2 separate regions of the Homo sapiens genome follow, and region 2 is linked to region 1. Evidence: chromatin contacts called from ENCODE Hi-C or POLR2A ChIA-PET data. All regions are on one chromosome and are shown on one strand. The core of a region is the stretch at or near the end of the contact, and the rest is flanking DNA. Distances in the headings are between cores, read along the strand shown. Region 1 overlaps CDC42EP3 (CDC42 effector protein 3). Region 2 overlaps LOC107985871 (a long non-coding RNA gene).

Region 1 (2,700 bases), core at 104-2,603:
ATAAATTCAAGCTGTAGCTGAATCACAAATGAAAGTCCTTTAAAATAATGGAAGGTGAGATGTATCAGACTTTGAATGGGTCTTTAAAATACCGCCTGCTCGTTCTGGCTAAGTTCATTTGCATAACAGAGCTCAGCAGCTGGGGAGCCAGCTAATAGAGTTTCATAGTCTTGAAGCTTAGAGCTATGTCCTCAGTTTAGATGATATGGGGAGAGGGTAAGAATCTAAAAATAGAAAAGGCATCTTCTTATCTTCTCAAATGGGTGGAGTTAAACAGACTGAAAATATGAAAAGCATCCCCTTCGGGTTACTGGGTGCTTCTGGTTACACTGATTTCCGCCTTAGAAATTCAGCATTGAACTTAAATGAAAATCTAACACTATGGGGTTTTTTTCCCCTTCAATTTTAAAATTATTCAGAGAAGCACTCCTACAGAGGTTTGTAAAAGGATTGACATGAGCGTCCACATTGTAGTAATATTTTAGTGTTTCTGATCCCAAAGATTGGCTGGTCATTTCTATATTAGTAAGAAGACTGCCGTGTTCAAAGAGAAAGCTTCTTCAAGGGAAAGTCCGTGTGCGTTTTTCTATGGAAAAGTGACATGGGACTACAAGGAAATTGGCAGTGATCGTGTTCCCATACAGGAAACTCAGAATAAATGGGAACGTGAACACCTCCCTTCACGCACTGTCAGGGAGGCGCAGGGTAACCGCCCTCCCCTCTGTGAGAGCTTCATCCCATGGCCATACTTGCTGTCCCCTCCCCACCCCAGCCCATTCCATCTTTTGAGAAACCTGAGCTGTTACTTGGAGGAGCCAAAATCTTTCCTTGTAGTTTCTGCTTGGTAGCTCTAGGGCCTCCCAGAACAAGTTAATTCCTTTTCATTACAATTAAATGAATCCTTCAGATCCCTTAAGATTAGTTTTCTCTTTCTATGAGTTCTCTTTAAGCTGCTCTATTCCTTCAGCCTCTTCTCACATGTCCTAATCGAGCTCCTTCACTTCCTCCCATTTGCCTCCCTCTGAACATGCGGGGACATGTTCCAGGTAGCCTTTATCCCTTCTAAATGTGGAGCCTAGGATCATGTTCTGGGCGCTTGGCACAGTGGAATTATTATCTTCTGGTTGGCAGCAGAGAGACATAGCCCACAGATGGTTGGGGGTAGGGAGGCGGCGGAGGGTACTTGGCCGAGTCATCATCCTCCCCTAGGACTGTTGGTTCCAACATGCAGGAGGAGTCGCTGGATACTCTGGCATGGGGCTCAGATGGTGCAGTAGTGCAGTGGTGCCGTGACTGGCCGCATAGTGCGACTGTGCTGAGGCAAAGCGAAAAGTGATCAGAAGCTGGAATGTCCCTGAAGGATGTGACAACCGAGCCAGAAAGGGGAAGTCGGATGCAGGCTCACTTCCTGCAAGGAGGAGAAAAGAACAGAGCCGCAGGTCCCTGGGGGCAGTAGCACCCCTCAACCCACCTGCCCATTTTTATACATGTGTGTTTTAAATTAACACTGCAACCTGTTTTGCAGGATGCAATTTTTTTTTTTTTTTACTTTTTCTCTCCACTAAGAATTAATCTAAAAACAATTAGTAGGCAAACCAAACATTCCTTTAAAATAAATGGAATTTTAAAAATATCCCAACTCCTTGGTTCTTTTCAGAGTCCTGTAAGTTGCCAGTGCATCAACTCTAAGTAACTTAGGAGCTGATTTTTCTGTCTGTCATTTTTTAAAACCGCTTGATTTTCCCTTCCTCCTGGCTGCTGCCCTGTTTTGATATTTTCAGCATCATTCTGTTTGCCAAAAAGATGGTAAGAAATGAAGCAAAGCACCGCTTCAGTTTTTTTCTTAACCAAATTATTTATTACTGCTGTGATTATTTCTATCATTATCACTGTCATTTACGCTTCAGTCAGTCACAAGAAACTAGAATTGTCTAGCCTAGTGCAACCCGGCTCTCTTCCTTCCTTATAAAAACCAGGGCCGTAGCTTCCTCTCCGGTCCTTTTGTGTATTGAAACTCTTGGATTTCTCACACAACCTGTAAGGGAGCATGTCCGTTCTCAGCAGCACTGTGCCCACCTGTCTGCCTGCCACATGTGTTCTCTCTGACCTGCCACATGACTGACTGGCAAGCTGGACCCTTTTGTTGGCAAATCTTTTCTCTCTAGTGCCCCAGGAACTAGAGCATTTGTTTTTAAAGGAATCTAACTTCTGAGATGAATGTTATCTCCAGTGTTATCTATGAAGGGAAAGAGGAACAAACCATGATCCAAGAACTAGGAGAAAGTTTGTGGAACTAGAAAGAAACCAGGAATAATTGTGGGAAGTTCAAATTTCAGGGTCAAGGTTTTTGAGAAAGGGCTAACTATAAGAACCTTTGTCTGTCTTTTAAGATTTAGGTAAGATAGTGGGAGTAGAGAAATGCAAGAAAACTAGAGAGCCAGGCATGGTGAGGCTCATCTGTAAGCCTAGCTGCTCGGGAAGCTGAGGCAGGAGGATCACTTGAGGCCAGGAGTTCAAGACCAGCCTGGGCAACATGGCAAGACCCCTTGTTCTAAAAAAAAAAAAAATTGTTTTTAATTAGCTGGGAATGGTGTTGTGCACCTGTAGTCTCAGCTACTCAGGATGCTGGGGCAGGAGGATGGCTTGAGCCCAGGGTTTCGATGCTGCAGTGAGCTGTGATCATGCCACTGCACTCCAGCC
Region 2 (2,732 bases), core at 165-2,664, 460 kb before region 1:
GTGCCAGACAGCTGGGTACTCCCCAGGCAGCACCTTCACAAGACTTACCTGGTACCCCAATTTGACTCCTGTCATATTTCAGTGGGGGGGATTTAAGCCAAAATATATCACAATTGGTTCTTTGAACCCTTTGTTTCCTGGCAAATCAAAGTTCCTCATTTGTAGTAAGAACTCAAAGAGCAATGTTCCTATCACCACACTGGAAGTCCAGTCTTCTTTTAGACCTCACTAGTGATTTCTTTCTAGAAGTCCCTAGGGAAAGTCCTCACAAATAATCCAGACTTCTCTCTGCAGTGCCTGTGCTCTTGGTCTGCACCCCTTGCTACCTTCTGCTACTTCAATTATTATTTCTTCGTACTCCTTGCTCACAATCCAGGCTGCTGTCAACTGCCCCCCACCCCCGCCCCCCCCACCCAGTGCAACTCTATCTCTGCTCAGCCGGTGAGCCATTGTCCAGGTTCCTTCTGGCTGTCCCTGGATTGCCACTTATTCATGTTCTTTTCCCTTTCTAGCATGAAGAAAAACTCCTGTTCCATGGCAGCTGATTTCTCCCAGGAGATCTGGGCCTCTGGTGGGCAAATTGCTGCTCTCTTCCCCAGCAAGCTTCTCCCTGGAACACATGTGCACTCGGGGGAATGGGTTTGACCAGGGCTGGTTCCAACCCAGCATTACACTGTCTGTGGGATCACATCTCTTTCCAACATCCAGTTCTGACTCCCATTCCCCTCTGTTTAGCTGCTTCTTCACACAGGATGCTTCTCAGAAACTTCACTTCCAAATTATGGGGTGGGATTCAAGCTGGAATTCTTCATCTATGATGAAATTTTAAAATGGTATTCAAAGCTTTGTGCAAAATAGCATTTTATGGTACGTAAACCTCTAATTTTTATCAGACTCTCAAAGGGATCTGCTAGAGACCACGGGCCTCTAAAGCTCTTTAAGTTCTAATGTTCTGTGACCCTGTGATTGCATAATATGATTTTGTGGCAAATTTGCCCAAAGCAGAAGCATTCAGTCACTCTCCCAAACTGCTCTATTACATTCCTAAGTGAGTACAAGAGTGTATGCAAGCATTTTAGCCTTATTCGCACAGAAGATATTATATTAAGAGAATAATCAAGGATTCAGCATCAAAAGCTTTATCAGCAAGATATTAGTACTCTACCTAGAAGACTATTCTAACCTCAAGTACTATAAATATTAGGAGATCTTTATTTTCATAGCAGCAAGATCTTGGAAACTGTACTGGTGAAAAAAAGATGGTGCTTAGAACTCCTGCCTCCCTTTTTAGTTGCTCTTTCTGTTCAAGGAGTGGGATGCATGGGAAAGGTGGCCTGGCTCCCTTCTCCTCTGTGTAGCCTGTAGTTCTACGATTGGCCCCTAGACGGCGATCTTGTGTTAGTGAGGGACATGGTAACTAAATGAAGTGGGAGCCGGCAGTGACTGATGGCTGAAACTGTCAACAGATCAAATGGTAAGAAGTGAATAGTAGTGATTTTTAACCGTGGTTGCAGGATGAAATTGGAAAAGTAACACAAAATCTTCCTATATTACTTAGAAGGAAATTTGGAAACACTTAGAATTAGTCTGTGTATTGAAAACATGATTTAAGTGTGATATTTAGAGGAAACTGTCAATTAAAAAAAATTTTTAAATTATGGTAAAATACATATAACATAAAGTTTGCCACGTTAACCATTTTACAAATGTGCAGTTTTTAAACCAAGTGCACAATCGGTAGTGTTAAGTGCATTCATGTTGTTGTCCAACCAGTCTCCAGAACTCTTTCCATCTTGCAAAGGTGGAACTCTGCATCCATTAAACGGCAACTTTCCGTTACCTCCTCTCCCAGCCCCTGGCAAACAGTATTCTACTTCCCATGTCTATGAATATGAGTGCCTCAGAGAAGTGGAAAAAAGTATTTGTCTTTTTGTCACTGGCTTATTTCACTTAGTATAATATTCTCAAGTGGGACCTGCCAATTTTCATTACAAAATTATTTTTTAATTTGTAAAGAAAAACTGGCAATTAGTAAAAACCATAAGACTGGACATTGTCTCATGCTCACAGCTTCACAGGCAAATGCACTCATTCAAACCAGTAAAAGTGAAAACCTCCATCCACAAGACCCACCAGGAGGTCTCATAAGGCTCTATTAAACCTGCAAACTCACAAGACTGCCAAGGCCCACTCTAGACAGCAGTTGACCCAGAAGATTCATAGGCCAGGAGGCAGAGCATGTCAGTAGGGCACATCCAGACTTCCTCTTCTGCGGGACCTCGCAGCAGACCACAAAGCCATCCACACAGTGGGCAGAAGCTATTCTCTTTGGCCCCCATGTGGACTGAGTTGTGAAGAAATGAGACTCACATCAGTGGGGTGTGGAGGCCACACTATATGAGAGGCCCTGTATTTCACAGCAGCTAATATCTCTTGGAGGAACTCCATGGCCATAACTTTCATGGTCTTCTCAAGGTCATGCCAGTTACAAGGGTCACTGCACTTAGGGAAACTCGAAAATATGGCTTCTTCTCTGGTATTTATAGTTGTCCCAATCCAGATAGGATTTACCAATCAGGGCCCACTTGTACTTTCCTTTATCAGGTTTCCATGGGAACAGAGCTAGGAAGTTAGCCAAAAATCAAATGCTCATGCAAAACTGGAAAGGGTTTCGTTAATCCTTTATTCACTGCCCTTCACATGGTTAGATTACAAAGTCTGACAAAGCATCC

Evidence for each region. Hi-C counts contacts between places; a loop is a spot of excess contacts on that map. ChIA-PET counts read pairs that join two places held with the same protein, here RNA polymerase II (POLR2A). Pooled maps may share reads with other maps.
Region 2: a pooled map shows a loop between it and region 1 (2.3-fold over the local background). The contact joins two enhancer-like sites. A Hi-C loop is called at or near these places in 1 of 50 pooled maps. POLR2A ChIA-PET finds 5 or more read pairs at or near these places in 2 of 52 experiments (BJ and activated T-cell).

What each region holds. Positions count from the first base shown.
Region 1 is chr2:37,652,609-37,655,308 of GRCh38, reverse strand. All of the region lies in intron 1 of CDC42EP3 (CDC42 effector protein 3), which reads left to right. Among named protein-coding and RNA genes, the nearest start is that of CDC42EP3, 18 kb to the left of the region's middle. RefSeq lists enhancers at 301-360, 1,028-1,237. Within about 2 kb of position 1,353, at least 27 of the 41 ENCODE cell types and tissues checked have a DNase peak (open chromatin) inside an H3K27ac peak, as active enhancers do.
Region 2 is chr2:38,114,078-38,116,809 of GRCh38, reverse strand. All of the region lies in intron 3 of LOC107985871 (a long non-coding RNA gene), which reads left to right. Among named protein-coding and RNA genes, the nearest start is that of CYP1B1-AS1, 16 kb to the left of the region's middle. Within about 2 kb of position 1,414, at least 8 of the 41 ENCODE cell types and tissues checked have a DNase peak (open chromatin) inside an H3K27ac peak, as active enhancers do.